3 separate regions of the Homo sapiens genome follow, and regions 2 and 3 are each linked to region 1. Evidence: read pairs that join two places in POLR2A ChIA-PET (ENCODE). Cell type or tissue: CD4-positive, alpha-beta T cell. All regions are shown on one strand. Links, peaks and the distances in the headings refer to the core of each region. The heading gives the core; the rest is flanking DNA. Region 1 overlaps SUSD3 (sushi domain containing 3). Region 2 overlaps FGD3 (FYVE, RhoGEF and PH domain containing 3). Region 3 overlaps FGD3 (FYVE, RhoGEF and PH domain containing 3).

Evidence for each region. Peaks named below come from ENCODE experiments on the same cell type or tissue, not always from the same donor. Only the 100,000 strongest peaks of a DNase experiment are listed, where the experiment ranks them.
Region 2: POLR2A ChIA-PET joins it to region 1 with 10 read pairs; 9 of 35 experiments call an interaction of 5 or more read pairs at or near these places.
Region 3: POLR2A ChIA-PET joins it to region 1 with 24 read pairs; 9 of 35 experiments call an interaction of 5 or more read pairs at or near these places.

The regions. Positions count from the first base shown.
Region 1 is chr9:93,061,780-93,072,086 of GRCh38, reverse strand. All of the region lies in intron 1 of SUSD3 (sushi domain containing 3), which reads right to left. Among named protein-coding and RNA genes, the nearest start is that of SUSD3, 8.2 kb to the right of the region's middle. RefSeq lists enhancers at 226-520, 7,398-7,467, 7,498-7,707, 9,254-9,821. In CD4-positive, alpha-beta T cell, for the core only: no CTCF peak of the experiment used is centred there; DNase peaks (open chromatin) are centred at 7,506 and 7,983; H3K4me3 peaks cover 2,922 bases; H3K27ac peaks cover 3,945 bases.
Region 2 is chr9:92,983,789-92,994,095 of GRCh38, reverse strand. All of the region lies in intron 3 of FGD3 (FYVE, RhoGEF and PH domain containing 3), which reads right to left. Among named protein-coding and RNA genes, the nearest start is that of FGD3, 41 kb to the right of the region's middle. RefSeq lists an enhancer at 5,464-6,162. In CD4-positive, alpha-beta T cell, for the core only: no CTCF peak of the experiment used is centred there; a DNase peak (open chromatin) is centred at 4,335; H3K27ac peaks cover 750 bases.
Region 3 is chr9:92,997,508-93,007,814 of GRCh38, reverse strand. It overlaps FGD3 (FYVE, RhoGEF and PH domain containing 3), which reads right to left. Exons shown (of 18, transcript NM_001083536.2): 4 at 4,801-4,890; 5 at 3,678-3,814; 6 at 1,635-1,791. Among named protein-coding and RNA genes, the nearest start is that of FGD3, 55 kb to the right of the region's middle. RefSeq lists a silencer at 3,754-4,048. In CD4-positive, alpha-beta T cell, for the core only: CTCF peaks have their summits at 3,718 and 3,921 (motif pointing left); DNase peaks (open chromatin) are centred at 3,914 and 6,564; H3K27ac peaks cover 2,168 bases.

The DNA of each region.
Region 1 (10,307 bases), core at 4,718-9,717:
TGTACTGCATTATAGCCCTATGAGGAGGGTGGTCTACCCCTACCTTACAGATGGGGAAACTGAGGCACAGCAAAGCTCAATGGCATGCCCAAGGTCACTCAGTGGGAAGGTGGTAGGGATGGAACTGAGACCCAGCACACTGTTTCGGGAGCCCCACCTGATGGCCAAGCCCAGTGGGTGGAATCTGCCCCATCTCACCTCATCCTGGGCAGCTGCAACTCTAGTTCCCACCCCTGGCTGCGGTTGCCTCTAGTATCCCTTCTCCCCATCCCAGAGTTGCAGCTGGAAATGTGATCACCACTGAAAACTACATTTCCCAACCTGCCCTCCAGGGAGCAGTCACGTGACTGAACCTGGCCAATGAGGTGTGAGCATAGATGCTGTGTCACTTCTGCATTGGGGAGTGTGATGGTTAATATTGAGTGTCAACTTGATTGAATTGAAGGACGCAATGTATCGTCACTGGGTGTGTCTGTGAGGGTGTTGCCAAAGGAGATTAACATTTGCGTCGGTGGACTGGGAGAAGCAGACCCACCCTTAATCTGGTGGGCACCATCTAATCAGCTGCCAGTGAGGCTAGAATAAAAGCAGGCAGAGGAACGTGGAAGGACTAGATTGGCTGAATCTTCTGACCTTCATCTTTCTCCCATGCTGGATGCTTCCTGCCTTTGAACATCAGACTCCAAGTTCTTCAGCTTTTGGATTCTTGGACTTACACCAGTGGCTTGCCAACGGCTGTCGGGCCTTCTGCCACAGACTGAAGGCTGCACTGTCTTCCCTACTTTTGAGGTTTTAGGACTCAGACTGGCTTCCTTGCTCCTTAGCTTGCAGGCAGCCTATTGTGGGACTTCACCTTGTTATCGTGTGAGTCAATACTCCTTAATAAACTCCCCTTTATATATACATCTATGCTATTAGTCCAGTCCCTCTAGAGAACCCTGACTAATACAGGGAGCAAAGATGGTAGACATGTGAAAGGACAGACCAACCTCTCGGATCCTAAGAAGAGACAGCAATAAACTCCAGCTGGAGTTAGGCCACTGTTTTCTTGTGGATTTGTTAAGTGGACTGGCTCAAATCTGATACAAAGCTTCAGCAACACGTCTCAGCCCAGTGCCCTATTTAGCGCTTGGGATTCTGGCTGGTCCACTTGGGGCCCCAAGGTGACAATAACAAAAGTAGGAATATCAGCAACAATAATAATAGAAGGAAGAATAATGCCCAGGCTCTACTCTGTGCTGAGCGCTTCAGCAGCTGTTGGGTGACAGTACAGAAACGAACACACGGGTTCCAGCCTGTGGGGCTCCTAGTCCACCTCCACCACACACATTTGGGGGCCCAGGCAAGGGAGCCTGCCCCGGCCTCAAAGTCAGCACAGCTGTTGTGCCCACCTTGGACTGGGGTGCTGAGGAAATGAGGTGTAATGCCAAGGCATCTGGAAGGTGGTTGTGCCTGGTACACATGAGGGCAGGAGCCATGATGTCCTTGGAAGAACTGTCTCCCCCATTCTGCAGCCCCAGAAACCATGGCTCAGGGACACTGAGGTCACACAGCCAGTTTGTGGTTCCGCCAGGGTCAACCGCAGGCACCTGGCTCTTTATCCCCGGGCTGCCCCCATCCTTTCTGCCCCTTCAGTATCTGGGGAAGGCCAGCCTCTGGCCTGGGCAGGGCCATTCTGACTGCTCCCTGTCTATGGATCCTCAGCATTTGCACAGCCACTAACAATAACAATGCATGTATGGATAGAATATTCTGTTCAAGAGCACCCCACATTCTTTATCTGTATTATTACAGATAAGGCTCAGAGAGGTGGATTCACCTGCCCAAATGCCCACTGATAGCAGGGAGGGAGCCACCACTAGATGCGGTGTCTAAGATTCTTATATTTGTAACATATATGTAATAGGAGATTTGTATCTTCTCTACATAAACAGCACTTATATATTAATAAGCCAATGACAAAAATCACAGCAAAATGTGTAAGTTAGAAAAGAAAAACAAATGGCTCGGCCAGGCATGGTGGCTCATGCCTGTAATCCCAGCACTTTGGGAGGCCGAGGCAGGTGGATCACTTGAGGTCAGGAGTTCAAGACCAGCCTGGCCAACATGGTGAAACCCTATCTGTACTAAAATCAAAAATTAACCGGGTGTGGGTGGCACATGTCTGTAATCCCAGCTACTTGGGAGGCTGAGGCAGGAGAATCGCCTGATCCCAGGAAGCAGAGGTTGCAGTGAGCCAAAATCGTACCACTGCACTCCAGCCTGGGCAACAAAGTGAGACTCCATCTCAAAAAAAAAGAAAAAAAAAAGGAAGAAGTAAAACAATCTCCATTAGATGACATGATTTCGTATATATGTAGAAAAGCCTCAGAAATCCACTAAAAGCTATTATAAATAGAAATTAGTTCAGCAAGGTTGTAGAATACCAGGTCAACATACAGAAGTCAATGTATTTCTGTACAGTAGCAGTGAGCAAATTGAAAATTAAGAAAAACATTTTATACAACAGCATCAAAAAGAATAAATTAGTTATAAATTTAATAACAGAAGTGCAAAACACATACTCTGAAAACTACAAAACGTTGTTGAAAGAAATTAAAGACCTAAATAAATGGGAAAACATCCTATGCTCATGGATCAGAAGACTTAATATTGTTACGATGGCAACATATTATGGTAGTCCGTCCTTATCCTTGTTTTCACTTTCCATGGTTTCAGTTACCGGTGGTTCCACAATCAGAAAATAGTACCTCACAACAGTTGTGTTTTGGGCCATTATTAAGTGAAATGAGAGTTGCCTGAACACAAGCACTGCAGTATCAGGGGGTCTGATAACCCAGAGGGCTACTAAGTGACTGACAGCAATCCCAGGCGGGGTGGAGCGGGATGGGTGAGATTTCATCACAACACTCAGAGTGGCTCACAGTGTAAAACTTACAAATTATCTCTGGAATTTCCCATTCCATCACAAGGCCTATGTTTTTCATCTCACTTCATCTCATCATGTAGGCATTTTATCATCTCACATCATCGCAAGAAGGGTGAGTACCGTCTATTAAGATATTTAGAGAGAGAGAGACCACATTCACATTACTCTTATTATAATATATTGTTATAATTGGTATAACTTATTACTGGTTATCATTAATCTTTCACTCTGTTCAATTTATAAATTAAACTTATCATAGGTACATGTGTTTAGGGAAAAAACAACATATATAGTATCTGAAGTTTCAGGCATGCACTGAGGGGTCCTGGAATGTATCCCCCTTGGATACATTGTATCTACTATATTCACTGTATCTACTGTATTCATTGAATCTACTGTATTCTCCAAACTGATATACAGATTCAACAAAATCTCTATCAGAATCCAGCTGCTTTCTTTCCAGAAATCAACAAGCTGATCTTAAAGCTCATATGGAAATGCAAAAGACCTAGAATAGCCAAAACACTCTTGAAAAAGAACAAAGTTGGAGAGTTCACACTTGCCAATTTCAAAATGTATTACAAAGCTAGAGTAATCAAAACAGTGTGGTACTATCATGAGGACAGACATAAAGGCCAACAGAATAGAACTGAGAGTGCAGAGGTAAACCCTTACATTTATAGTCAAATGATTTTCAACAAGGGTACCAAGACAATTCAATGGGAAAGGAATAGTTTTTCAACAAACTGATGCTGGGACAACTGAAGCTGGACCCCTAGCTCATACCATATGCTAAAATTAACATGAATCAAAGACCTAAAAGTAAGAGCTAAAACTATGAAACTCTTAGAAGAAAACATAGGGAAAATCTTTGTAAACTTAGGCAATGGTTTCTTAGATCTAACACCAAAGACAAACACCAAAAGAAAAATAAAAACAGGACTTCATCAAAATGAAAAATGTTTGTGCTTTAAAGGACATTCAATAAAGTGAAAAGACAACTTACCAATAGGGAGAAAATACTTGCAAATCATGTATCTGATAAGAGGCATGTGTCTAGAACATATAAAGAATTATTACAATTCAATTAGAAGACAACAAAATTGAAAAATGGCCAAAGGATCTGAACAGACATTTCTCTGAAAAAGATAAGTTAGCAGCCAATAAGCACAAGAAGATTCTCAAAATTATTAACCTTCAGGGAAATACAAATCAAAACCACAAGGAAGTCTGTCAAAAAGATAGGCAATACCAATAGCTGGCTGGGCGCAGTGGCTCACGCCTGTAATCCCAGGACTTTGGGAGGCCGAGGTGGCTGGATCACTTGAGGTTAGGAGTTTGAGACCACCCTGGCCAACAGGGTGAAACTCTGTCTCGACTAAAACTACAAAAATTAGCCAGGCGTAGTGGTGGGCCCCTGTAATCCCAGCTACTTGAGAGGCTGAGGCAGGAGTATCACTTGAACCTGGGAGGCGGAGGTTGCAGTCAGCCGAGATCAGGCTACCGCACTCCAGCCTGGGACAGAGCAAGACTTCGTTTCAAGAAAAAAAAAAAAAAAAGACAGACAATACGAAGTGTTAGGAAAAATGTGGAGAAACTGGCACCTCAGAAGCTACTAGTTTGGGAACAGAATGGTGCAACAGCTTTGGAAAACTGTCCGGTGGTTTTTCACACAGTTAAGCACAGAATTACCACATGATCCAGTAATTCCACTGCTAGGTAATCAGCCAAGAGAAATGAAAATACCTGTCTACACAAAAATGGGTACACGAATGTTCACAGCAGCATTATTTGTAATGGCCAGAGAGCTGAAACACCTAAATGTCTGTCAACCAATAAGTGAATAAACAAAATGTGGTTTATCCACACCACAGAGTACTATTAAATCATCAAAAGGCATGAAGTGCTGATCCATGTTACAACATGGATAAACCTTGAAAACACTGTGTTAAGTGAAAGAAGTCAGACACAAAAGGTCACATGTCATATGATGACACTCATATGAAATGTCCAGAACAGGCAAATCCAGAGACAGAAAGCAGATTAGTGGCTGTCAGAAGCTGGGGGAAAGGGAAAACTGGGAGATGGCTGCTAAGGGGTATGGGATCTTCTTATGCAGTGATTAAAAACATTATAAAATTGACTGGAGTGGCTGGGTATGGTGGCTCACACCTGTAATCCCAGCACTTTGGGAGGCCAAGGCGGTCAGATCACCTGAGGTCAGGAGTTCCAGACCAGCCTGGCCAACACGGTGAAACCCCATCTCTACTAAGAATACAAAAATTAGCTGGGTGTGGTGGTGCACGCCTGTAATCCAGCTACTCAGGAGGCTGAGGCAGGGGAATCGCTTGAACCCGGGAGGCGGAGGTTGCAGTGAGCCAAGATTGTGCCACTGCACTCCAGCCAGGGCAACAGAGTGACTCCGTCTCAAAAAATAAAATAAAATAAAATAAAATTGACTGGAGTGATGGTAGCACATATCTGTGAATGTACAAAAGCTACTGAGTTCTATGATTTAAAAAGGTAAATTGTATGGTATGTGAATTATGGCCCAGTAAAGCTGTTTAAAAAATCAGGGGGAAAATATGTCAATTAAAGAAATACACATTTAAAACTGAAGATACTTGGCCGAGCACGGTGGCTCATACCTGTAATCCCAGCACTTTGGGAGGCTGAGGCAGGCGGATCATGAGGTCAGCAGTTTGAGACCCGCCTGACCAATATGGTGAAAACCTGTCTCTACTAAAAATACAAAAATTAGCTGGGCGTGGTGGCGTGCGCCTGTAGTTCCAGCTACTCAAGAGGCTGAGACAGAAGAATCCCTTGAACCTGGGAGGTGGAGGTTGCAGTGAACTGAGATCATGCCACTGCACTCCAACATGGGCGACAGAGGGAGACTCCATCTCCAAAAAAAGAAAAAGCAACTGAAGATACTTTTTTTGCTTCTTATCTCTGTCAGGGTTAAAAAGATCAGCCCTTCAGATTGAGGAGGCTGCAGAGGAGGGGTGCACAATTTCTAGGGGCGGTACACAGAGTGGGGAGGGCCTGAGGAGCTGCCCTGCCCTTCAGGGGGATGGAGGGCATGGTGGGCAGGACTGAGATCAGCAGGAGGCAGAACCTCCCAGGGATGCTGGGCGGATGACAGCTGACGCTGAGCATACCTGTGTGCCAGGTACAGCTCTAACCCCTGGCCTGGGCTATTTCCTATAACCCTGGGCTGACTCTCGCTGGCCTTGGGTCACCTAGCTCCCAGTGGCACAGCTAGGACTTGAATTCTGTCTCCAGGGTTGGGCTCTCCGTCAACTACCAAGCTCCATATCTGGAGACATCAGTGCAGGAATGAGTGAATGAATGAATGCAAGAACAAAGGAATGGAGGACTGGCAGCCTCACCTCACAGGCAAGAGTCGTGATCAGCACTCCCCAAGGGCCAGGGACCACTTTGCTTTTTCAGGATCTTGGGATCTGTATATGCACTGTCCTTCTGGCCAAGGAGGTGGCTATGGGATTCTGGAGCCCTGGCAGACACAGCAGGGCAGCCACGGGCTGGCCACGTGGCCCCCTCCCCAGGGCCGCCAGGCAGCCAACACTTCCCAGTCCTTAATTTAGAGCTGCGACTTCTGCATTCCTCTGTGGCTTCCCAGCCCACTGCGGCCCTTGCAGAGAGGAGGCCCCACCAGCCAGAGGTTTGGGAGTAGCCGTTGGCGGATGGGAGGAGAGGTTGGCGAGGGTGAGTGTGTCCAGCACCCACAACAGCGCCTGGTTGAGTGTCTGCCCAGTGAGAGGATGAATGGATGAACGTGAATTCATTCTTTAAAAATAAAACTAGAACTTCATTAGAATAATGAGATGCCTGGAGGGGTGGACCAAGGGATGGAGACAGATGTGAGAAAGCAGGCACAGCGAAATGCGAAGGGTGGAATCAAGCTGGTGCGTGTCCAGGCATAAAATTCTTTCAACTCTGCTGCACGTTCAAAAGAAAAATGCTGGCGGAAGACCTTGAGCATCCCCACTGCTGACATGTAACTGATCCCCTGGGCACATCCCCTTCCCACCCACCAGGGTCCCAGGGAAGGGGTGGCCATACCACTCCCCATCCAGGACCCAGACATTTAACCACTGCTGAGCGGTCTGGGCACTGGGCTGATCCCTAGGACTTATTCTACTGAGACTGTGTGTCACCGCGGGGACATAGCTTTCTCTCAAACAAGACGGATGTGACCGCCAGGGCCTCCCATGCACTCAAGGCAGCCAGGACCAGCTCTGGAGCCAGAGGACCTGGGTTTGAGGGTAGGCCCGGCCTTTCCAGAAGACCCCAGTCACTTCTCCACCCTGGGCCTGTGTCTCCACCTACAAATACCACAACAGGCAGGGTGGGGCGAGGACTGGATGAAATGATGATCATCCCAGCAAGGCCACCTCCACAGCTGACTTCCTCTAAGTGTGTTTTAGAAGGAGCAGCTCCTCCCCCTGCCCGCCCGTGTGTTGTGCTGAGCCCTGTGGGGAGCTCATGACTAGCCATGTCTGAGGTTGACCAGTCGGCTCTCACCTAGCTATGTCTGAGGTCGACCAAGGTCTTGTCTTGGTTCACACTTCATCTGCCAAAAGCCACATCCTGTGTTCTCAGCCGCCAGGTTCTGCTATAGTGAGGGCTCTTGTCCTCAGACAGCAACTGCAGGTGGTGGATTACATGTCACAGTGACAGGCATCAACAGCAGGCAAGCTGTTCCCAGCATCCCCTTCCCAGCATCCCCAGAGCCTGTCCTGCCTGCATCATTGAGCCTCACAGACGTGGGGGATAAAGGGTGAAGTCGGCTGGGTGCGGTGGCTCACGCCTGTACTCCCAGCACTTTGGGAGGCCAAGGTGGGCAGATCACAAGGTCAGGAGATCAAGACCATCCTGGCCAACATGGTGAAACCCTGTCTCTATTAAAAATACAAAAAGTAGCTAGGCGTGGCGGTGTGCACCTGTAGTCCCAGCTACTTAGGAGGCTGAGGCAGGAGAATTGCTTGAACCAGGAGGCAGAAGCCGCAGTGAGCCAAGATCACGGCACTGTACTCTAGCCTGGTTGACAAAGTGAGACTCTGTCTCAAAAAAAAAGGTGAAGTCACCACCCACAACCAAAGAAAGGGGACCAGCCAGCGAGGTAACACTGACCTACAAGAAGTCCGGGATGCGCCGTCAAATTAAAAACTCAAATAAAAGTATAGAACGATTTGGAATACAAGCCCAGTAAAACTGATGCCAGCCCAACTGTCCATGAGCAGAGAAGGATGGTGCCTGGTGGGGCTGGGGGGCCTTAAACGCAGTCCTGGCCTCAGACCCTGCATTTGTAGCCAGCTGACCAGAAGAAGGGTCTCATGCCCAGGTCCTAATGTAAGTGCACTGCTGGAATGGCTTTCCTTTATAAGTCAAGCAGAGGGTCTGGGGGAAGTAACTGGTAGGAGGGAGGGTAGGGTGAGTCCTTGCTCAAGGCTCACAGCCCTGACCTGCCTCCTCAGGGTGGCCAAGAGGTCCAACCTCCTTTAAGCCCTCAGCCAAGGGGGCACAGGGAGGCAAAGTCATGTTCCTGTGGCCTCTCTTGCTGCAGGGGCCACAGAAAGAGAAGCCACTGACCGGCAATGCCCCCTCTTAGCCCCCAGTTGGGTGGGCAGGCTTCCTGGAGGGCTAACCAGTAGGTTCCTGGGGTCTGATCCTGACAAGACCCATCCCAGCAGCAGGTCTTGGACCTGAATTTCTCACCTGGCTCAGCCTCAACTTCCCCGTCTGCAAAACTGGTGACTTGCCCGCCTGGGGTCTGGGAAGAGCAGGACTGCCCTATGGAGATCTTGGAGCAGGATCTGGTGCACAGGATCACTCCCTAGGTCAGGGCTTGAGCAGCCCAGGACATGAGCCCTACTGGGGCCCTGGGCCTCAATCCCCAAGGTCCATGGAACACAGGGAAACTTCAGCCCTTAGCCCTTGATCCCCAAGGTCTGCAGCATACAGGGGACCTTCAACCCTCCAGGCCCCAGTGGGGTCTCCTGTACTCCTTTCCTGAGCCTGGGAGGCCAGGAAACACTTTCTCTGGGCTGGCTCCATTTTCCAGATGAGGAAACTGAGGCCCACAAACCTGCCCAAGGCCCCTGGCTGCATGATGGCAGTGCCAAGAGTAGGAGGCTGGACTCCTGTCCCCTTGGGGTAGCCCTTTCCATAGGATTCACAGCGAACTCACAGCCAGGATTCCGTAGGATTCACAGCGAACTCACAGCCAGGATGGGGCAGGCAGGCAGCACAGTGCCAGGAGCTATGGTCTACAAAGTCTCTACCTGCACCCAACTCCCAGGGACATTCCAAGAAATCACCAAGGCATGAGGATGGAGCTGGTGGATCACCCTTGTCTCTAACCACCGCACAGCCAAGTCCTGCTCACACAGAGACTCCCGGACTCCCAGGGGACCCAGGGCCACCCCTCACTGACCTCCTGAGCCCCTCCCCATGCCTGATGCATGAGAGGCAGATCCCATCTGTCCCCTGTCCCCTCCCCTGCTTCAAATACTCATGAACTCCCAGCTGCCTGCAGATGGCCCTCCTGTGCCTCACCCCTGCAGAGGACCCCACACCCCAGCTGTCTTTGAGGATGTCTGTTCCCTAAAGCTGGAGGCAGAGGCCTTGCCTCTCTGGATCCGTCCTGCCCTCCAGCCCCATCCTACCCACCTGCTGTTCCCCAGCCCATGGTTGTGGCTGCCCTTGGTCTGCCAGCCTAGTGCTGGGGCATTTCTTACCTGGCACCCTTTAGATCCCTTTGCATGTAAATCTTAAAGAAGAGGGAAAAACAACAGAAAACGGATTTGATGCAAACAAGATACAAAATAAAAACACACGAGGCCCTGCCTGGCCCTCCCACGGCTCAGGGGCAGGTGGAGAGGACCAATGGGTACCTCAGGGCCACACCTGTGTGATGCCTGAGCGGCCCTCAGCCCACATGCCGCGCCTGCGCCTCTGCCTGGCCACCTGCTGCAGCTGCGCTTCCTCCCTCCCTGGCCTTATGTACGGAGGGGGCCAAGCCTGACCGGGTGGATTCTCATCCTCCCAGCCTGTGAGGCCAGCCGGGCGTCTGAGAACAATCCGTACTTGTTAATCTTTTATCTGGAACCTTGGACCTCAGGTCGGCCCCTCCATCCTCCCTCCTGGGATTCGCCACACAGCCCCTATAACCTGACCTCGCCTGCTGTGGGATTAAGTAACTATGTTCCCTTTTATGCTGGCTGAGGCTGTGGGAGAGAGTGACAGAGGCAGGCTGCTGAACCCAGTCTCACCTAGACTCGATCCCCACCTGCCAGTGAGTCCCTGTGTGACCTCAATCTGGGTCTCAGTTCCCCCAAATGTGAAACAGGAA
Region 2 (10,307 bases), core at 1,772-6,771, 75 kb after region 1:
CGCTTTTACACTGTTGGTGGGACTGTAAACTAGTTCAACCATTGTGGAAGACAGTGTGGCGATTCCTCAAGGATCTAGAACTAGAAATATTATTTGACCCAGCCATCCCATTACTGGGCATATACCCAAAGGATTATAAATCACGCTGCTATAAAGACACATGCACATGTATGTTTATTGCAGCACTATTCACAATAGCAAAGACTTGGAACCAACCCAAATGTCCATCAATAATAGACTGGATTAAGAAAATGTGGCACATATACACCATGGAATACTATGCAGCCATAAAAAATGATGAGTTCATGTCCTTTGTAGGGACATGGATGAAGCTGGAAACCATCATTCTGAGCAAACTATCGCAAGGACGGAAAACCAAACACCGCATGTTCTCACTCATAGATGGGAATTGAACAATGAGAACACTTGGACACAGAGTGAGGAATATCACAAACTAGGGCCTGTCATGGGGTAAGGGGAGGGAGGAGGGATAGCATTAGGAGATTTACCTAATGTAAATGATGAGTTAACGGGTGCAGCACACCAACATGGCACATGTATACATATGTAACAAACCTGCACATTGTGCACATGTACCTTAGAACTTGAAGTATAATAATAATAAAAAAGAAAAAGACATATTGGCTGAATGGATTAAAAATAACAGCATCCAACTATATGCTGTTGAGAAGAGACTCACTTTAGATATAAGGACACACATAGGCTGAAAGTGACAGGATGGAAAAAGATACTTCATTCAAATGGTAACCAGAAGACAGCAGGAGTGGCCATAGTTAGATAAAATAGACTTTATAGCAAAAACTGTTACAAGGCTGGATGCAATGGTGTACACCTACAGTCCCCCCTACTCAGGAGGTTGAGGTAGGTCACTTAAGCCCAGGAGTTTGAGGCTATCCTGGGCAACATAGTGAGACCTTGTACCAAAAAAAAGAAGGAGAGTGATATCAGTAAGATGGCTGACTAGAAACACCTGGCATTCCTCCCCTCATCCCAAGAAAAGACTAAGGCACAAACAACTAAGATTTGGCTGGCGGTGGAGTGAGTGGTGGAGTAGAGATGCACCTGTGATGATTGAGAGAGCAGTGTGGAGGCACCCAGCCTCTAGTGGTCCCATCTCCCTCCAACCAGATAGCATCTATCCAGAGTCAGGAGGGACTTCCCTTTTCAGGGAAAAAGTATAACACAAGAGAATCCCACAGTCCTCGCAAGCCCCAAGCCCAGTTTGGAGAGTTGTGAGAATTTGCATAGCTACATCACCCGGATTAGGATCACAAAGTGTACACACCCCACCCCCCAACCACCCACTGTGAACGAGGCTGCTGTGGCATGGCACCATCCTGAGACCAGAGCAACCTCCAGAATGCTCCAGGCAGTAGCTACTGTACCTCTCTAGCACTGGGCTCCGTCTGCATTCCACCAAGACCACATGAGTGCTTGAATGCCACAACCCCAGATGCATAGAGCTTGGGCCCAGGATCAGCTGTGATTCTGTTCCTGCACAGCAGGGAAACCAACCCTCACTGCCACACTTTCAGCTAAAAGAACAGTCTGCCACTCCAACCCAGGAGCTCAAGCAATCCTCCCAGCTATTCTTCAGAAAGGAATGAGGAATAAAATCTTTAACCAACAAGCAAAATCTAAGGGAATTCATCACCACTAGACCAGTCTTATAAGAAATGCTCAAGACAGTCTTATATCTGGAAGTGAAAAGACAATAAACACCATCTTGAAAACATGTAAAACTATAAAACTCACTGGTAAAGCTGATACACAAATGATAAAAGAAATGAATCAAACCTTATCACTGCAGAAAACCACCCAACTACAAAAATAAATAATGAGAAGAAGTAACAAAGGATATACAAAACAACCAGAACACAATCAATAAAATGATAGGAGTAAGTTCTCACCAATCAATAATAATCTTGAATGTAAATAGATTAAATTCCCCTGTTTAAAAGATAAACTAGCTGAATGGATTAACAAACCAAGACCCAACTATATGCTGTCCACAAGAAACTCCCCTTACCTGTAAAGACACACATAAACTGAAAGTTAAGGATGAAAAAAGATAGTCCATGTAAACAGAAACCCAAAACAAGGAGGAGTAGCTATACTTATATCAGACGAAGAAGACTTCAAGTCAAAAACTATAAAAAGAAACAAAGAAAGACATTACATAATAATAAAGGGATTAATTCAGGAGGAGAATATAATTGCAAATATATATGCACCAAATACTAGAGCACCTAGATATAGAAAGCAAATATTATTAAATATAAAGGGAAAGATAGACCTCCAATACAATAGTGGTTGGAGACTTCAACACCCCACTCTCAGTATTAGATAGATCATCTAGACAGAAAATCAAAGACACATCAGATTTAAACTACACCATAGAACAAATGGACCTAACAGACATTTACAGAACATTTCACCCAACGGCTGCAGAATACACATTCTTCTCATGTACCCATGGAATATTCTCCAGGACTGACAATATGTTAGGACACAAAACAAGCCTCAGAATTTTTTTTAAATCAAAATTATATTAGGTATCTTATCTTACCACAATGGAATAAAACTAGACATCAACAACAAGAGAAACATTCAAAGCTATATCAATATATGGAAATTAAATAACATGCTCCTGAATGATGAATGGATGAAGGAAGAAATTAAGAATGAAATTTAAGGGCCGGGTGCAATGGCTCACACCTGTAATCCCAGCACTTTGTGAGGCCAAGGCTGGCATACTGCTTGAGCCTAGGAGTTTGAAACCAGCCTGGGAAACATGGTGAAACCCATCTCTACAAAAAAATATAAAAATTAGCTGGGTGTGGTGGTGGGTGACTGTAATCCCAGCTCCTCAGGAGGCTGAGGCAAGAGAATAGCTTGAGCTAGGGAGGCAGAGGTTGCAGGGAGCCAAGATTGCGCCACTGCACTCCAGCCTGGGTGACAGGGTGAGACTCTCTCAAAAACAAACAAACAAACAAACAAACAAACAAATCTCCAAACAAAAAAAGTCCAGGACCCAGTGGGTTCACCACTGAATTCTACTGAACCTATAAAGAACAATTGATACCAATTATCAAACTATTCCAAAAAATTGAATCGGAGGAAATTCTTCCTAACTCATTTTACAAGGTCATCATAACCTTGATACCAAAACCAGGAAAAGACACAACAAAAAAGAAAACTACAGGCCAATATCCCTGATGAACATAGATGAAAAAATCCTCAACAAAATACCCGCAAACCAAATCCAACAGCACATGAAAAAGATAACAAACCACAATCGAGTGGGATTTATCCCAGGATGCAAGGATTGTTCCATATACACAAATCAATAAATGTGATACATCACATTCACAGAACTAAGAACAAAAACCATATGATCATTTTAATATATGCTGAGACAGCATTTGATAAAATTCAGCATCCCTTTATTATAAACGCCCTCAACAAACTAGGTATAGAAGGAATATACCTCAAAATAATAAAGCCCATATGTGAGAAACCCACAGCTAACATCTTACTGAATGCAGAAAAGCTGAAAGCTTCTCCTCTAAGAATTGGAACAAGACAAGGATGCCCACTTTCCCCACTATTATTCAACATAGTACTGGAAGTTTTAGCCAGAAGAGTTAGGCAAGAGAAAGAAATAAAAGGCATCCAAATGGGAATAGAGGAAGTCAAATTGTCCCTGTTTGCAGATTATATAATCTTTTTTGTTTTTTTGATACAGGATCTCACTTGTTGCCCGCACCACCATACCCAGCTAACTTTTTAATTTTTTTGTATAGACAAGGTCTCACTATGTTGCTCAAGCTGGTCTTGAATTCCTTGGCTCAAGCAGTCCTCCCACCTCAGCCTCCCAAAGTTCTGGGATTACAGGTGTGAGCCACTAAACCTAGCTGATGTGATCTTATATATAGAAAACCTATATTGTATCACAAAACTCTTAGAACTGATAAAAAAAAATTTCATAAAGTTGAAGGGCACAAAATCAATATACGAACAACAGTAGTGTTTCTATACACAAACAACAAACTAGCTGAAAAAGAAATCAAGAAGGCAATCTCATATACAATAACTGCAAAATAAATACCTAGGAATACATTTAATGAAAAAGGTAAAAAAAAAAAAAAAAAACCTCTACAAGGTGTGAAAGGAAAAAAAAAACACAGGACCCCAATTCATAATGCCAAAAGAAAAAAATTAAGCTGAAAGCTGAGTCATGCAAGAAACTGCCTTTCCTTTTGTTCCTAAGCAGACAGCTATAGATGAAAGGTTAAATATCTCCACAGGTGGCTGCCCTATGTTTACCTCATCTTATGTAAAGTGCCGATTTACTGAGAACCAGATGAATACATAATTGACTATTCGCCTACCGGCTCCTTTTCTCTTGCAACATGTGGATTAACATACCTTCCCTTTCTCCCCTCCAGCCCACTTTTCCCCTTTAAATACTGAAGACTTCAAAGTCCTCTTTGGAGAAAGGCACAGGCCACAGACTGTTTTTCTATGATTCCATGTTTATTTCTTCCAAGCATGACCTCAACCTTGGCAAAATAAACTTCTAAATTGATTGAAACCAGTATCAGATACTTTTTGGTTTACAAAAGAAAACTAAAAAACACTGATGAGGCCAGGTGCGGTGGCTCACGCCTGTAATTCCATCACTTTGGGAGGCCAAGGTGGGCGGATGAAGAGGTCAGGGGTTGGCCAGGCGCGGTGGATCACGCCTGTAATCCCAGCACTTTGGGAGGCTGAGGCGGGTGGATCTCGAGGTCAGGAGATCAAGACCATCCTGGCTAACATGGTGAAACCCCGTCTCTACTAAAAACACAAAAATTATCCAGGTGTGGTGGCACGCATCTGTAGTCCCAGCTACTCAGGAGGCTGAGGCAGGAGAATCACTTGAACCTGGGAGGCAGAGGTTGCAGTGAGCCTAGACTGCGCCATTGCACTCCAGCCTGGGTGACAGAGCAAGACTCCATCTCAAAAACAAAACAAAACAAAACAAAAAAACACTGATGAAAGAAATTGAAGAGGATAATGTTTCATGAAAGGGCTGTGCTTGCAGAGACCCCTAAATGCTGAAGGAGTTGAGGAACCAAAGAACAAGGCAGACTAATGTAGTTTCTCAGCAGAGGGTGATTTATTGGGGAACTTACAGACAAGAGCATGGTCTTGGGTGGCCACAAAACAGGTAGATCTTCATGCTGTCAACCCCCAAACCCAGGACTTACATGCCATAGGGAAAGGGTATACAGTGCTTCAGAAGGAGTGTGTAGGACATTGAAATCAACCCCTCAGGGAAAGGCAAGAATGTTGTATTTATCATAGCCTAAGGGCAGGTTTTATGGTAAATATGTGTTTATGGTAACATCAAGGTTGTCATGACCTAAGATTAAGATTTACAGTAAGTACTTGCTCTTATATAAGGAACAGTAATAAGATAGAAATCTTAGAGGCATTCCTGGAACTATGATTAATCAGAAGTCAACATGGCAGATTAGTGTAAGGTAGGTAGCCAGGCAGACATGAGCAGGGGAGCAGGGGCCCCGCCACACCAGGAATATCAGGTGACCATCATCAGGTGATGGTCTTGATAGATGCAGGAGGCAGATAAGAAAGGGTCCCTGGAGAATCTCCAGCCTGCCCCACAAGCATTTATGCCAGATGTTTTTGTGTAGGTAAGGGAACCTGTGCAGGGTCTTGCCTGGGCATGCCCACAATGGACTGGAGGCCCACAGGTACTGGGGAAATGGGGTGGAGCTACCAGGAATGGTGGTAGCTTGGAGCCTTATGCAGGGTGGAGCCTTATGCAGGGGAGAAGCCTGGCCTCTTCAACTAGTGTGTGGTGGCCTGGTATTCAATCTGTGAGGTGGGAGCCTGTTGGCAGGACCCCTCTTTCTTTGCTGAGAGCTTTCTTTTTGTCTAATAAATCCGCCCTCCTCACCCTTCAATGTGTCCTTGTGCCTAATTTTTCCTGGTAATGAGACAAGAACCCGGATTTTAGCTGAACTAAGGAGCAAAAAATCCTGCATTGGTCAGGTGGTTGCTAAACAGCCTCTTTAAAATAATAACTGGTTGCAGCCAGCACCAGGGAAATGCAGTCTCCCAATAGATAGAAAAACCTGAAACAGATAATCAGCTTCCTGATAAGATCTCAAGAGTTGGATAAATGGACTCATGCATGCGCGCTAAGGGGCGAAATGGTGAAGTGTAATTGGTATATGACCGTCTAGGAACACTTGACAGGTACAGGAAGAATGGCTCAAGTGAGCATGCTCACAACTCCAGTAAACACACTACACATACGGCCCCTCCCAAGTGCTGGTGGGCCACTGGGCATGCAGACAGCCCACCACACGAAAGAATCAGGGGCGAAGGGATGTAACTCCCTGGAAGCATGCCAGTGCAGAATACCCCAAGTCAAAGGATAAACGGAGCACATGAATCTCTCAAGTCAGAGAGGAGGGACCTTGGAGTCTGCACTGAGTAGAACTGAGGCACCCATGGCCCTCCTAGACAGGAGGCTCATGAGAGTGGTAGGGCTAAAACCTAACACCATGCAATGTCTGTTGTTTCCTCTGCTTTTTCTTTTTTTTCTTTCTTTCTTTTTTTTTTTTTTGAGACAGAGTCTCGCTCTGTCGTCCAGGCTGGAGTGCAGTGGCACTATCTCGGCTCTCTGCAAGCTCCGCCTCCTGGGTTCACACCATTCTTCTGCCTCAGCCTCCCAAGTAGCTGGGATTACAGGCACCCACCACCACACTTAGCTATTTTTTTGTATTTTTAGTAGAGATGGGGTTTTACCGTGTTAGCCAGGATGGTCTCGATCTCCTGACCTCATGATCTGCCCACCTCAGCCTCCCAAAGTGCTGGCATTACAGGCGTGAGCCACTGCACACAGCCTCCTCTGCTTTTTCAACTAAAATTGGTTGTTTTCCAAAAACCCATACTGCCTATTCTCCTGTTTTCTCTGTGTGTGTTCTGAAATGGCTTGTGCACTCACTGGACTGTCTACCTCGGAGGCAAGTCTGCCTCTTTGTTTTCACTTTGTATGTCACTTGACTTCTTAAACACACACTCCCTGTTATTCATGCACTCATGGCTCTTGCTGAATTTGTGTGGCAGCAAAGACACAGGCTCCCTTGGGGATACGCCATGAGATTTATACTTGTTTTTACCCTACCAGCTCGGATGACCTCTAACCCTTCCCCTGACTACTGGCACATGGCCAGGACAGACACTAATTGGAACCCTGGCTCTGCCAGCTCCTTCTGACTTACCATGTGCTTTTCATTCCTGTTATGCCCCAGGGCCAAGTTTTCCAGTGGCTTTTGAAGCAGTTTGTCTGCGGGCACAGGGCCTCACTCTGTGGTCCTTTAAGGACCCTGCCTACTTGCTTTTTTGAGTTAGTACCTTTTTGGGATAAGGGAACATTCTTCCTTTGCCATTGCAAGTTCTTACCCCAAGCCCCAAGTCCTCCAGAGGTTCTTCTTTTATGTCAAGAGGGAAAATAAACATCGCCCTCTCAAATGGAAGGGCTGCTATTTTTGTAAGCATATAAAGGCTTTCCATGAATATTCCTCTCACCTCCTCCCACTTCCTCCTGTAGCCTCCATTTCTCTAATCACTTCCACACCCCTCTCAACATGCATCAAGACCTTCAAGGTCATATTCAAAGGCAGGGGAGTCAGCCCCCTTGTGGCAGTTAGCTGAAAAACAGGCTTCTCATCTACTTAAAGAACATGAGAGATGGGACTCTGAGAAAAGAGATCATCATTTTGTTGCTCAGAATGCTCCGAGCAAGTCACTATAAGGTCATGGAGATAAGGATATAGGCTGGCTGAAGTCCATAGGCACAAGAGACCCATAGGACAGAGATAAAGGCTGATAGATTATCATTAAAACAGAGATGAAGGCAAGGTTAAGGGTACATGGTAAGACTGGTTCATTCCAGAACCCCAAGGATGAGCAGGGGGCCCACTGTTCACTCTGGTATTTCCTCTGTTGTCAAGTGGGTAATTGTGATGAAATGGGACCAAGGTTAAGGGTACACAGTAAGACTGGTTCATTCTGGAACCCTAAGGATGAATGGGGGATGCCCTATTCAAGATAATAGGAAAGTAAGAAGGGACACATTTTACCTTTTTCCTTTTTTTCTCCACTGTTCTTTCTTCACAGATGGGTAATCACATCTCCATACCACAGGACACACCCCTCAGATGTATTCCCAAAAAGTGGGAAAAGTTTGATCCCCTAAACCTTAAAACAGAAAAATGGGCCAGGTGCGGTGGTTCATGCTTGTAATCCTAGCACTTTGGGAGGTTGAGGTGGGTGGATCACCTGAGGTGAGGAGTTTGAGACCAGCCTGACCAACATGGTGAAACCCCATCTCTACTAAATACAAAAAATTAGCCAGGAATGATGGCTGACACCCGTAATCCCAGATACTTGGGAGGCTGAGGCAGGAGAATCACTTGAACTCGGGAGGCAGAGGTTACAGTGAGCTAAGATTGTGCCACTGCACTCCAGCCTGGGCAACAAGAGCAAAACTCTGTCAAAAAACAAACAAATAAACAAACAAACAAAAATAGAAAAACTAGGTTTTCTTTGTAATACTGTTTTTCCTCAAAATTAACTGGGAAGAAATAACAAAAGTCAGCCTCAGAACCCAGTGCCTCTATGCAGGAAATCCTCAAAGTCACCTCCTCAGTCTTTTATAACTGGGAGTAGAATCAGGAGGACAGGGCTAAGGAAAAAGAGAAGTGCAGGGACCAGAGGCAGGCTTAACTACTGGCTGCTCTGCAAGCCCACCAGCCTCCTCCAGGTTTCCCTAAGGACACTCCTCCAGGTAACTGCCATTGGCGTGGGAAGCCAGGCCACTGGAAGGCAAACTGCCCCAGTGGGACAAACGGGAGGAAACCTCACATGGTTTCCCCTCTCTGCCAAAAGCTTGGCCACTGGAAACGGGACTGCTTTGAAGGCTGAAGGGCCCCCAGGACAGAATCCCAACCCCTGATGGCCTTGAGCTGGAGAGCTCTCTGCTCTAGCTGGCTTCCAAATCAGACATTGGCACTAGCAGGACAAAGCCAAGGGTGACTCTGGAGGCAGCAAATAAAATTATAAATTTCCCTTTGGGTTCAAGAGCTGCCTACTCTGTGCTAATCTCCTCTGAGCAATTCTTCTCCAAATGCAGTCAGGTAATGTGGGCAAATAGCACTCCCTCCCTCCAAAAAAAAAAAAAAGAAAAAAAAGATTCACACCCCTTTACATTATTTAAGAGACCAATTACCACTTTCCCACCAGTCCCTGGTAGTGTCTAAATACCCTACACCTCTTTGGGGCAAAAATATACTTTCCTAGATGGGTGTTTGCTTAATATTTACCTGACCTCTGAATTCATCTTTATCTCTAAGAGCTCTATTTCTCCTGGGAAAGCCACCTAAATCTTTAACCAATAACTTTAACCTGGACAGGCTAACCTCAGGGATTTAGAAATAGCCCACACTTATTTGGACAAACCCTAGCAAAAATCTAACCAAGGCATCTCTCAAGGGGGGATAACTTCTACAGTATGTAGATAACCTCTTTGTCTGCTCCCCCTTCACAGGACCCATACAGCAACATGTAGTATAAACCATAACTTCCTAACAGAAGGAAAATTAATTTGTCTAATTCAAAAGTTATAAAGGTAAAGGTATTGTTGGTAAGGAAGGTTATAAAGAAAAGTGATTTTGCATGAAAAGGATTTTGTATGGTAAATTCTTGTCCCAAAGTAAAATAACTGGTTGTTTAAAAGAGGGATGTTTAGGTCAAGTCAGAAAGTCCAAGCATGCCGTAGATGGTCAGTGCAAGTTGTAAAATGCTTTATAAACTGCGATCATGACTCTTAACTGTACAATTTGCCTGCTTTACAGCTAGGTAAGGCCTGGGGACATACAGAGCTAGCTGTATCCCCTCATCTATGCTGGAAAGAGTCAAATCTTATCTGCATTTCTGTTGGATGTCCTAGGCTCCAAACCTAGTGCATAATTAGAATTGCTTACTTACCAGGTTTTTCACCAAAAGTAAAAGTTGCTAAGAGTTAACAGTGTAACGTGTACTTGACACTACTGGAAAAACAGTTTACATGCAAGATGTGTAGGGAAAGCAGAATGTGCTTTTGGTAAAAGATTATAAGAAGGCATGGAAATGTGGATATTTTTGCCTAGTTTAGAGGGTTAAAGGATTGTTTTAAATTATATATGATAAAGATAAAGGTTAAAGCA
Region 3 (10,307 bases), core at 1,800-6,799, 61 kb after region 1:
GGCCTGGGATCCCCGGGGGGCAAAGTCACCTTCAGGGAATGGCTGGATGGTACTGAGTCCAGGCGGAGAGCCCTCCCCACAGCCTGCCTGGCCCTGTGCCCAATCTGCCTAGGATGAGGGGATGCACAGACCAGTGGCTAGCCTGCAACCGGGGCTGTGTCTGCCTCGAGTGTCCCCAGGCAGATGTCATCCAGGACATGGCAGGCGCGATCTCAGCTCACTGCAACCTCTGCCTCTCGGTTCAAGCAATTCTCCTGAATCAGCCTTCAGAGTAACTGGGACTATAGGCATGTCACGCCCAGCTAATTTTTGTATTTTTAGTAGAGATGGGGTTATATAGTCTTGGGTAGTGGGAAATGCATTTGAAAATAAGCTTTACATTTTAAGAAGTGGTGAATGGAGTTACTTAAAAATAAAAAATTCTGGGCCAGGCGCGGTGGCTCACGCCTGTAATCCTAGCACTTTGGGAGGCCGAGGTGGGTGGATCACAAGGTCAGGAAATCGAGACATCCTGGCTAACATGGTGAAACCCCGTCTCTACTAAAAAATATAAAAAATTAGCCGGGCGTGGTGGCGGGCGCCTGTAGTCCCAGCTACTCAGGAGGCTGAGGCAGGAGAATGGCGTGAACCTGGGAGGCGGAGCTTACAGTGAACTGAGATCGCGCCACTGCACTCCAGCCTGGGCTACAGAGTGAGACTCTGTTTCAAAAAAAATTAAAAAATAAATGAATAAAAATAAAAAATAAAAAATTCTGTATGGCAAACACCACCATAAAGTTAAAAGATCAGGCGGGGCGCGGTGGCTCACGCCTGTAATCCCAGCACTTTGAGAGGCCAAGGAGGGCGGATCATGAGGTCAGGAGATCGAGACCATCCTGGCTAACACAGTGAAACCCCATCTCTCCTAAAAATACAAAAAAATTAGCTGGGCGTGGTGGTGGGCGCCTGTATTCCCAGCTACTCGGGAGGCTGAGGCAGGAGAATGGTGTAAACCCTGGAGGCAGAGGTTGCAGTGAGCCGAGATCGTGCCACTACACTCCAGCCTGGGCAACAGAGTGAGACTCTGTCTCAAAAAAAAAAATAAAATAAAAAAATAAAAGATCAATGGGGGAAAATAATCTGTGACATGCATGACAGAAAGAAGTTGATGTTCTTAGCATATAAAAGCCTTGTGAATCAAGAAGAAAGAGACCAGCCCTATAGGAGACAAGAGAAGCCAGGGCTGTGAGGAGGCTCTTAGCAGAAAGCGAAAAACAAAAAAGCAATGTAACATTTAAACAAAAATGCCTGCACTAGATATCGAGGGACACTGTGCAATCAGAGACTGTCCTTTGAATTCAGGTTCCATCAGATAATAGCTCGTGATGCTGTAGCTTGCACAGCCTCTTGAGCCACGATTTTCCGATGGGAATGCTGATTCATCTCTGGGAGTTATTGTAAGGCTCAAAGCATCAACAGAACATCTGGGCACATCCCATAATTTTCCTAATTTTCTCTATGTTCCAAAATTTTAGTAATGTCATGTTACTTTTTGGAGTAAAATATACATATATACATATGTTTTTAAAAAATAAAACACCAGGCTCTGTGCATCTTGAGAACATCTGTGTCCACACTCCCACTGCCGGCCTTACCTGGATGCTGTGGACGACGTCTTTAAACAGTGGGGAGCGCTGGGTCCACGTGCTCACCAGCCCTACGGCTCGGTCAAAGTTCTTGACATACTCGCCGTACATCTTCAGGAATGGGGCCAGCTTCTGCAGGATGTCCCCGAGCCGTGGGTTTGTGTCCCTTCGTGGAGAAATGAATCATCAGAGAAATAGCTGGGTGCAATGGGGACTCTGAGGTTAGTGGACATGAACTCCACCAGGGGGGTGTGGGGTGGAGGCCAGCTCTGTGTGATGGTGAGCAAATTGGTCACCCTCTCTGAGCCTTAGCTTCCTCCCCTATGTCATGTAGAGTAGAAAATAGTAACTGGGCAATTAAATGAAAGATGCCTGTAAAACAGTTAAAAGTCCAAGCTGCAAGCTTAGAACCAGTGACCCAGACACAGGAGATAGCAGTAGTAGCAGAATCGCTTGAATGATGAACCACAGTTATCAAAGAGAACCAACAAAATACCATTATGCTCCTTTTAAATGGGCAAAGATTAGAAACAATGGTTCTATCCAATGCTGGTGAAGTCCTGGGGAAAGTAGCTCTTTGTAGTACTGATAATGAAAAAAGCTGCTTTGGACAGAGATTTGCAAATAATTTTCAAGAAACAGAAAAATATACTAATCGTCTTTGACCTTAGGACTGTTTCAAAAAGAAAGAAAAAAGCCACAGGCACAAAGCCATCACTAAGGCATGACTGTGAACTGCACTTATACATTTAATTTAAAGGTCCAGGCTGGGTGTGGTGGCTCATGCCTGTAATCCAGCACTTGGGAGGCTGAGATGGGCAGATCACAAGGTCAGGAGATCGAGACCATCCTGGCCAACACGGTGAAACCCCGTCTCTACTTAAAAAAAAATACAAATAATTAGCCGGGTGTGGTGGCGGGCGCCTGCAGTCCCAGCTACTTGGGAGGCTGAGGCAGGGGAATGGTGTGAACCCAGGAGGCAGAGCTTGCAGTGAGCTGAGATCACGCCACTGCACTCCAGCCTGGGCAACAGAGTGAGACTCTGTTTAAAAAAAAAAAATGTCCAAAGGGCAGGGTGGCTAAGTCATTGGACCCCTGTGCTGTTATAAAAGTTGCAGAGGAGGTCACACATGCACTCATGAGTTAGCAGTCTCCAGGGCCTTGCAGGAGAAAACCTGTCTCTACCAAGCATGGATTTTTGTCAGCCAGAAGGCTGCATCCAGTCCTGACTGCCTCGGGGACACAATGTAAACCTGTTCGGCAGCTGGACCATGTCCTTGTACAGATTTATAAATTGACATAGCCCCTCCCTGAGCAACAGGTGAAGGGACTCCCCCTGGCCTCCCATTCCAGTCAAGCCTCTGTGGTCTCCTGGGTTGCAGCTTGGAGAACGGGCTGGTGGGACACAGAAGGGCCAGGCTCCTGATGCAGAGGGAAGCCGGGCCTGCGAAGGGCACAGGCAGTAGAGACCCTAAGTCAAACAGCAGCGGCACCCAGAATGAGGGGAAACGCAACACGCAACGTGGGGAACTGATGAGTCTGGGGGCCAGCCTGGGATGTTTCATGAATTGTGACTTGCACTGAGCTGTCCCTCTGCTAATGAACAGAAGCAGCAGTGGGACAGAGGGACAGGCCACAGGGACAGCAGGAGGAGGATCTGAGGTCCACTGTTGAGAGGGAAAAACAGCATTTTTAAAACAAAGGTGGAGTATAAGCTAGGAGGGAAAAGAAAACCAACTAGCACTATCCACTGTGTGGTGTTTCCAGATGTCAAACCTCATTTTAGTTTCAGAGCCCCAAGTGGGGCGTTAAAAGCCCTTCATTCCGCATCATCTGCTTTCTCAGGAACTAAGCCTTGGAGACCGTAAGTGGCTGGTCAAGGTCACCAACCAGGAAGGGGTGGAGTCTGGATCGGACCCAGGACCGTGCAGAGAAGGGAGGCGCCCAGCCACCATGAGACAGTCCCCCAGCACTTGCCTCGCTCTCAGGCACATGAACCCTGGTCTAGAGAACACTTGAGGGGCCCCATGGGCATGCGCAGATGGTACTCACCACTCCTCCGTGATCCGCGTCTTCAGCTCCGGCAGCAGGAACTGCCCGTGGAAGCGGTGGATGGAGGAGATGTTAGAGAATATGCCCATGATGACTTCTGGAGGGATCCCCGCATCCGTCAGCCTGGTGCAGAAAACCTGAGCATAGAGAAGCCCACGTGTGGCCAGTGAGCCTCTTCCACTGAGCACAGTTGCCGCCCCGCTTCGGCCACAGGTGAGGGCGCTCGGGAGGGGCCGCTGCTGCCACCTTGTGTTTTCTTAATGAATTTCAGAATTATTGTCCTCCCTTTTCATCCAACTGGTTCAGACAACCTCATGGTCTTAATGCAAGCTCACTTATGACTTACGAATGTGGGTGAGGCAGGGACAGTCGCCTGAGGACAGGGAATGACATCTTTCCTCAGCCACCTCTCATGCGAAATGGAAGGTTCAGACTTCCTTTTCTTTCTCGTGAGATAAAAACAGCAGCAGCACTGTCTGTCAAAACCCCAGCTTCCATGGGTGCTTTATTTCCTGTGCTCATAAACCCCACGTTGTCATGTGGATAGAGATGAGTGGCAAACCCTGTCCCAAGTACTTATGCAGAAAAACATCCAGAAGCCATTTACATGCTCAGATCATGCAGCTGCCAAGAAGAAATGTCCCACAGGTGACTTGGCAAAGCCTTCTCCTCAGAGCTACAAGCACTGAAAACAAAAAATAAGTTTCTAGGACGGGCGTGGTGGCTCACGCCTGTAATCCCAGGACTTTGGGAGGCCGAGGCTGGTGGATCACCTGAGGTCAGGAGTTCAAGACCAGCCTGACAAATATGGTGAAACCCCGTCTCTACTATAAATACAAAAATTAGCTGGGCGTGGTGGCATGTGCCTGTAGTCCCAGCTACTCGGGAGGCTGAGACAGGAGAATTGCTTGAACTGGAGAGGCGGAGGTTGCAGTGAGCCAAGATCGCGCCACTGCACTCCAGCTTGGGTGACAGAGTGAGACTTTGTCTCAAAAAAAAAAAAAAGTTTGTAGACCAGACTTAAATTTGTCTGAGTTTTAGTATTTAAGTCATTCACACTGCACCTATAATGCCCAGCCAATGCTAAGAGATACTGAAACTGCCCCCAAGCCATGTGGGCTACCTGGTCCAGCAGGTGCAGCCGCTTCACATAGGTCTCCTCGGTGTGCAGGAGCTCCTGGGCAATGTGGAGAAGCTTCTGGGGGCCAGAGTGCTGCGGAGAGAAGAGATGCAGCTCACCTGGGGAAGATGAGCCTTGGGGAATCGGCACCTAACGGGCTGCCACTGTGTGCAGGAGAACCAGGGGCCACAGGGGTGGCAGGAGGCCACTGGGGCAAGAGAAGGGGCAGGAGGGGCCACTGTGATGGCGATGTGGTGCTCAGTTCTCATAGATGGGCCTTTGACTACAGAGCAGTTGCAGCGACCACGTCAAAATATATTGCACAGTGATGTCAGCAAGATGATGGACTAAACAGCTCTCGGCCCTCCTTCTGCTCAGAGACATAAGGTTAACAACAATATATGGGCCAGAGCACCTGTGTGAGAATTCCAGAGACCAGCCGAGAAGCTACAGCACCCAAGCCATTATAAAGCCAAGAAAAGATTTCAGTAAAAGGTGTAGGGAAATTGGTGATGTTTGGCAAGCTTGTCTTAGTCCATTTTACCTGCTCTACATGCGTACCACCATGTCCAGCTAGTTTTTTTCTATTTTCGTTTTGTAGAGATGAGGTTTTGCCATGTTGCCCAGGCTGGTCTTGAACTCCTGGACTCAACCTATCTGCCCGCCTCAGCCTCCCAAAATGCTGGGATTACAGGTGTGAGCCACCGTGCCTGGCCTCCTCCTGTTTTTGACATTGGGCAGGCTAACAAACCTCTGTAAGTTTCAGTGACCCCAAATGCAAAGCAGCAGCGTCACCACCTAGTACCTACATCACAGGGATGTTATGAGGATGGAGTGGAACAACACATATGAAACACTTCATGCAGGACAGGGCACAGAGTATGAGCTAATTAAAGCTGGAAATCATCACTATGGAAGTTTTCACTGAAAATGCCTGAGACTGGGTAATTTCTAAACAAAAGAAGTTTATTTCTCACACTTCTGAGGGTTGATCTCTGCTTCCAAGATGGTGGCCTGAACACTATCCCCTCACATAGTGGAAGCAGTAGAAGAGAAAAAGGGAGATGAAGGCTGTGTCTTCACATGGTGGAAGAGCAGAGAGCAAACCCATGAACTTTCTCTTTTATAAAGGCCCTAATGCTATTCATGATGGCTCTGACTTCATTACTTAATCACCTCCTGAAGGCCCTATTGTGGCAGGCCAATTCTCCCTGACAATCACATAGACAGGCCTGCATGACAGTCACACAGACAGATTTCCACAGCATGGCCTTAACATGGAGCAAGTAGTTAAACCTAGGGAAATCAGTGCCCAGACATCAAAGCTAGAAATAAAACACAGTCAGTAGGAGCCTTGCATAATCTTCTCCCTAACCTGGAGCAAGTCAAAATAATGGAAGCAGTCTTATATTCCTAGTGCCAGGACCCATCTTGGGTCAACGGAATCTGAGACAAGTCAAGGTAACAGAGGCAGCTATTTGAATAGATTCATTGGAGAGTCTAAGGCAGCTCTCCAGACCAAGCTGTAAAGAAGATAAGATAGAAATAATCACTCCAGTACCACAGTAGACAGGCCTTGAAGGTACTGGGGCTCTTTTAATCAGACTTAGCAAGCATTTTTTGCTTCTGACCTTCTAGATGAAACAAAATTAGCTACAAAGAAACAGAAAAATGTAGCCCAATCAAAGGAACAAAATAAAAAACTTCAAAACTGATCTTAAGGAAACACAGATCTATGAGCTGCTTGAGAAAAAACATCGAAATAGTTGTCATAAAGATGCTCAATGAGATAAAAGAGAACAGATAGATGACTTTAAAAAAAAATCAGGAAATGATGCATGAACAAAGTGAGAATATCAACAAAGAGATAGAAACTATTAAAAAGGACAAACCAGACATTCTGGAGCTGAAATACACTTTAATTGAACCGACAAATTTTTAAGAGGGGTTTGACAGCAGACTTGATCAGGCAGAAGAAAAACTGGGCAAACCTGAAGAGAGGTCATTTGAAATCATAGAGTCAGATAAGAAAAAAAAAAGAAAGAAGAGCAAGGAGAGCCTAAGGGATGTATGGGCCACTATCAAGTAGATCAATATATGCACTTGTAAGTTCCAAAAGAGAAGAGAGAGAAAGGGGCAAAGAGTTTATTTACAGAAATAATGGCTGAACATTTCCCAAATTTGAGGAAAGCAATGGACTTAAAAATTCAAGAATCTCAAAGACCTCCAACTGGGGTAAATCAACAGAGAACCATACCAAGACATATTATAATTATATAACTGTCTAAAGTCAAATACAAAGAAAATCTTGAAAGCAGCGAGAGAAAAATAATTTGTCTCATGTAAGGGGTCTTCCATAAGATTATGAGAGGATCTGTCAGTGGTAACTTTGCAGACCAGAAGGCAGAGGGAGGATACATTCAAAGTGCTGAAAGAAAAAAAAACTGTCAACAAAGAATATTGTATTTGATAAAACTGTTATTCAAAAATGGAGAAATAAACACTTTTCCAGTTAAACAAAAACTGAGGGAGTTCTTTGCCATTAAATGTGCTCTAAAATAAAAAAGATTAAGGAGTACTTTATGTTAAAACAAAAGGATAGTAAAAAGCAACACAAAACCACAGGATAATATAAAGTTCTTCAGTGAAGGTGAACACATGGATAAATACAATAATTTGTACTATTATCCTTTTGGTGCATAGAATTCAAATCACAAAAACATTTAAACATTTAAATCTATATGAATAAATAAAGATGAATTCATGACATCAATCAGAGCAGGGAGAGGGAGGTGGAATTGTAAAAGAGTAGAGTTTTTGCATGTGATTGAAGTTGTTATTAGTTTAAAATAGAATGCTATAACTTTAAAATGTTTTATGTAATTGCAATGGTAACCACAAATAAAATATCTATAGATAAAAAAGGAAATGAGAAAGAAATAAAAGCATATCACTACAAAAAAAAATCAATTAAACACAAAGAAAGATAGTAAGAGAGTAAAGGAGGGACACAAAAAACCTATAAGACATCCAGAAAACAACCAAATGGCAGTAGTAGGTCCTTTCCTATCAGTAACTACTTTAAATGTAAATGGATTAAACTTCCCAATCAAAAGACATATTGGCAGCCAGGCGTGGTGGCTCACACCTGTAATCCCAGCACTTTGAGAGGACAAGGCAGGGAGATCATGAAGTCAGGAGTTTGAAACGAGCCTGACCAACATGGTAAAACCCCATCTCAACTAAAAATACAAAAATTAGCTGGGCGTGATAGTAGGCACCTGTAATCCCAGCTACTCAGGAGGCTGAGGCAGGAGAATCGCTTGAACCCGGGAGGCGGAGGTTACAGCGAGCTGAGATTGTGCCACTGCACTCCAGCCTGGGAAACAGACCAAGACTCTGTCTTTAAAAAAAAAAAAAAAAAAAAAGGTTCCAAGATGGCTGAATAGGAAAAGCTCCAGTCTGCAGCTCCCAGCATAAGCGACGCATTAGACGGATGATTTCTGCATTTCCGATTGAGGTACCAGGTTGATCTCACTGGGGCTTGTCAGACAGTGGGTGCAGCCCATGGAGCAGGGTGGGGCATTGCCACACCCGGGAAGCACAAGGGGTTGGGGAATTCCCTTTCCTAGCAAAGGGAAGCCGTGACAGACGGTACCTGGAAAATCGAGACACTCCCACCCTAATACTGTGCTTTTCCAATGGCCTTAGCAAACGGCACACCAGGAGATTATATCCCTCGCCTGGCTCAGAGGGTCCCACGCCCACGGAGCCTTGCTCACTGCTTGCACAGCAGTCTGAGATTGAACTGCAAGGCAGCAGCGAGGCTGGGGGAGGGGCGTCCACCATTGCTGAGGCTTGAGTAGGTAAACAAAGCCGCCGGGAAACTCGAACTGAGTGGAGCCCACCACAGCTCAAGGAAGCCTGCCTGCCTCTGTAGACTCCACCTCTGGGGGTAGGGCATAGCTGAACAAAAGGCAGCAGAAACTTCTGCAGAGTTAAACGTCCCTGTCTGACAGCTTTGAAGAGAGTAGTGCTTCTCCCAGCACAGAGTTTGAGATCTGAGAATGGACAGACTGCCTCCTCAAGTGGGTCCCTGACCCCCGAGTAGCCTAACTGGGAGACACTTCCCAGTAGGGGCCGACTGACACCCCATACAGCCGGGTGCCCCTCTGAGACAAAGCTTCCAGAAGAAGGATCAGACAGCAACATTTGCTGTTCTGCAATATTTGCTGTTCTGCAGCCTCCACTTGTGATACCCAGGCAAACAGGGAGTGGACCTCCAGCAAACTCCAACAGACCTGCAGCTGAGGGTCCTGACTGTTAGACAGAAAACTAACAAACAGAAAGGACATCCACACCAAAATCCCATCTGTATGTCACCATCATCAACGACCAAAGGTAGATAAAACCACAAAGATGGGGAGAAACCAGAGCAGAAAAGCTGAAAATTCTAAAAATCAGAGCACCTCTTCTCCTCCAAAGGAACACAGCTCCTTGCCAGCAACGGAACAAAGCTGGAAGGAGAATGACTTTGGTGAGTTGACGAAAGTAAGCTTCAGATGATTGGTAATAACAAACTTCTCCAAGCTAAAGGAGGATGTTTGAACCCATCGCAAAGAAGCTAAAAACCTTGAAAAAAGGTTAGACGAATAGCTAACTAGAATAACCAGTGTAGAGAAGTCCTTAAATGACCTGATGGAGCTGAAAACCATGGCAGGAGAACTACGTGACGCATGCACAAGCTTCAGTAGCTGATTTGATCAAGTGGAAGAAAGGGTATCAGTGATTGAAGATCAAATGAATGAAATGAAGTGAGAAGAGAAGTTTAGAGAAAAAAGAGTAAAAAGAAACAAACAAAGCCTCCAAGAAATATGAGACTATGTGAAAAGACCAAACCTCTGTCTGATTGGTGTACCTGAAAGTGACGGGGAGAATGGAACCAAGTTGGAAAACACTCTGCAGGATATTATCCAGGAGAACTTCGCCAACCTAGTGAGGCAGGCCAACATTCAAATTCAGGAAATACAGAGAATGCCACAAAGATACTCCTTGAGAAGAGCAACTCCAAGACACATAATTGTCAGATTCACCAAAGTTGAAATGAAGGAAAAAATGTTAAGGGCAGCCAGAGAGAAAGGTTGGGTTATCCACAAAGGGAAGCCCATCAGACTAACAGTGGATCTCTCGGCAGAAACTCTACAAGCCAGAAGAGAGTGGGGGCCAATATTCAACATTCTTAAAGTATTTTCAACCCAGAATTTCATATCCAGCCAAACTAAGCTTCACAAGTGAAGGAGAAATAAAATCCTTTACAGACAAACAAATGCTGAGAGGTTTTGTTACCACCAGGCCTGCCTTACAAGAGGTCCTGAAGGAAGCACTAAATATGGAAAGGAACAACCGGTACCAGCCACTGCAAAAACGTGCCAAATTATAAAGACCATCAATGCTAGGAAGAAACTGCATCAACTAACGAGCAAAATAACCAGCTAACATCATAATGACAG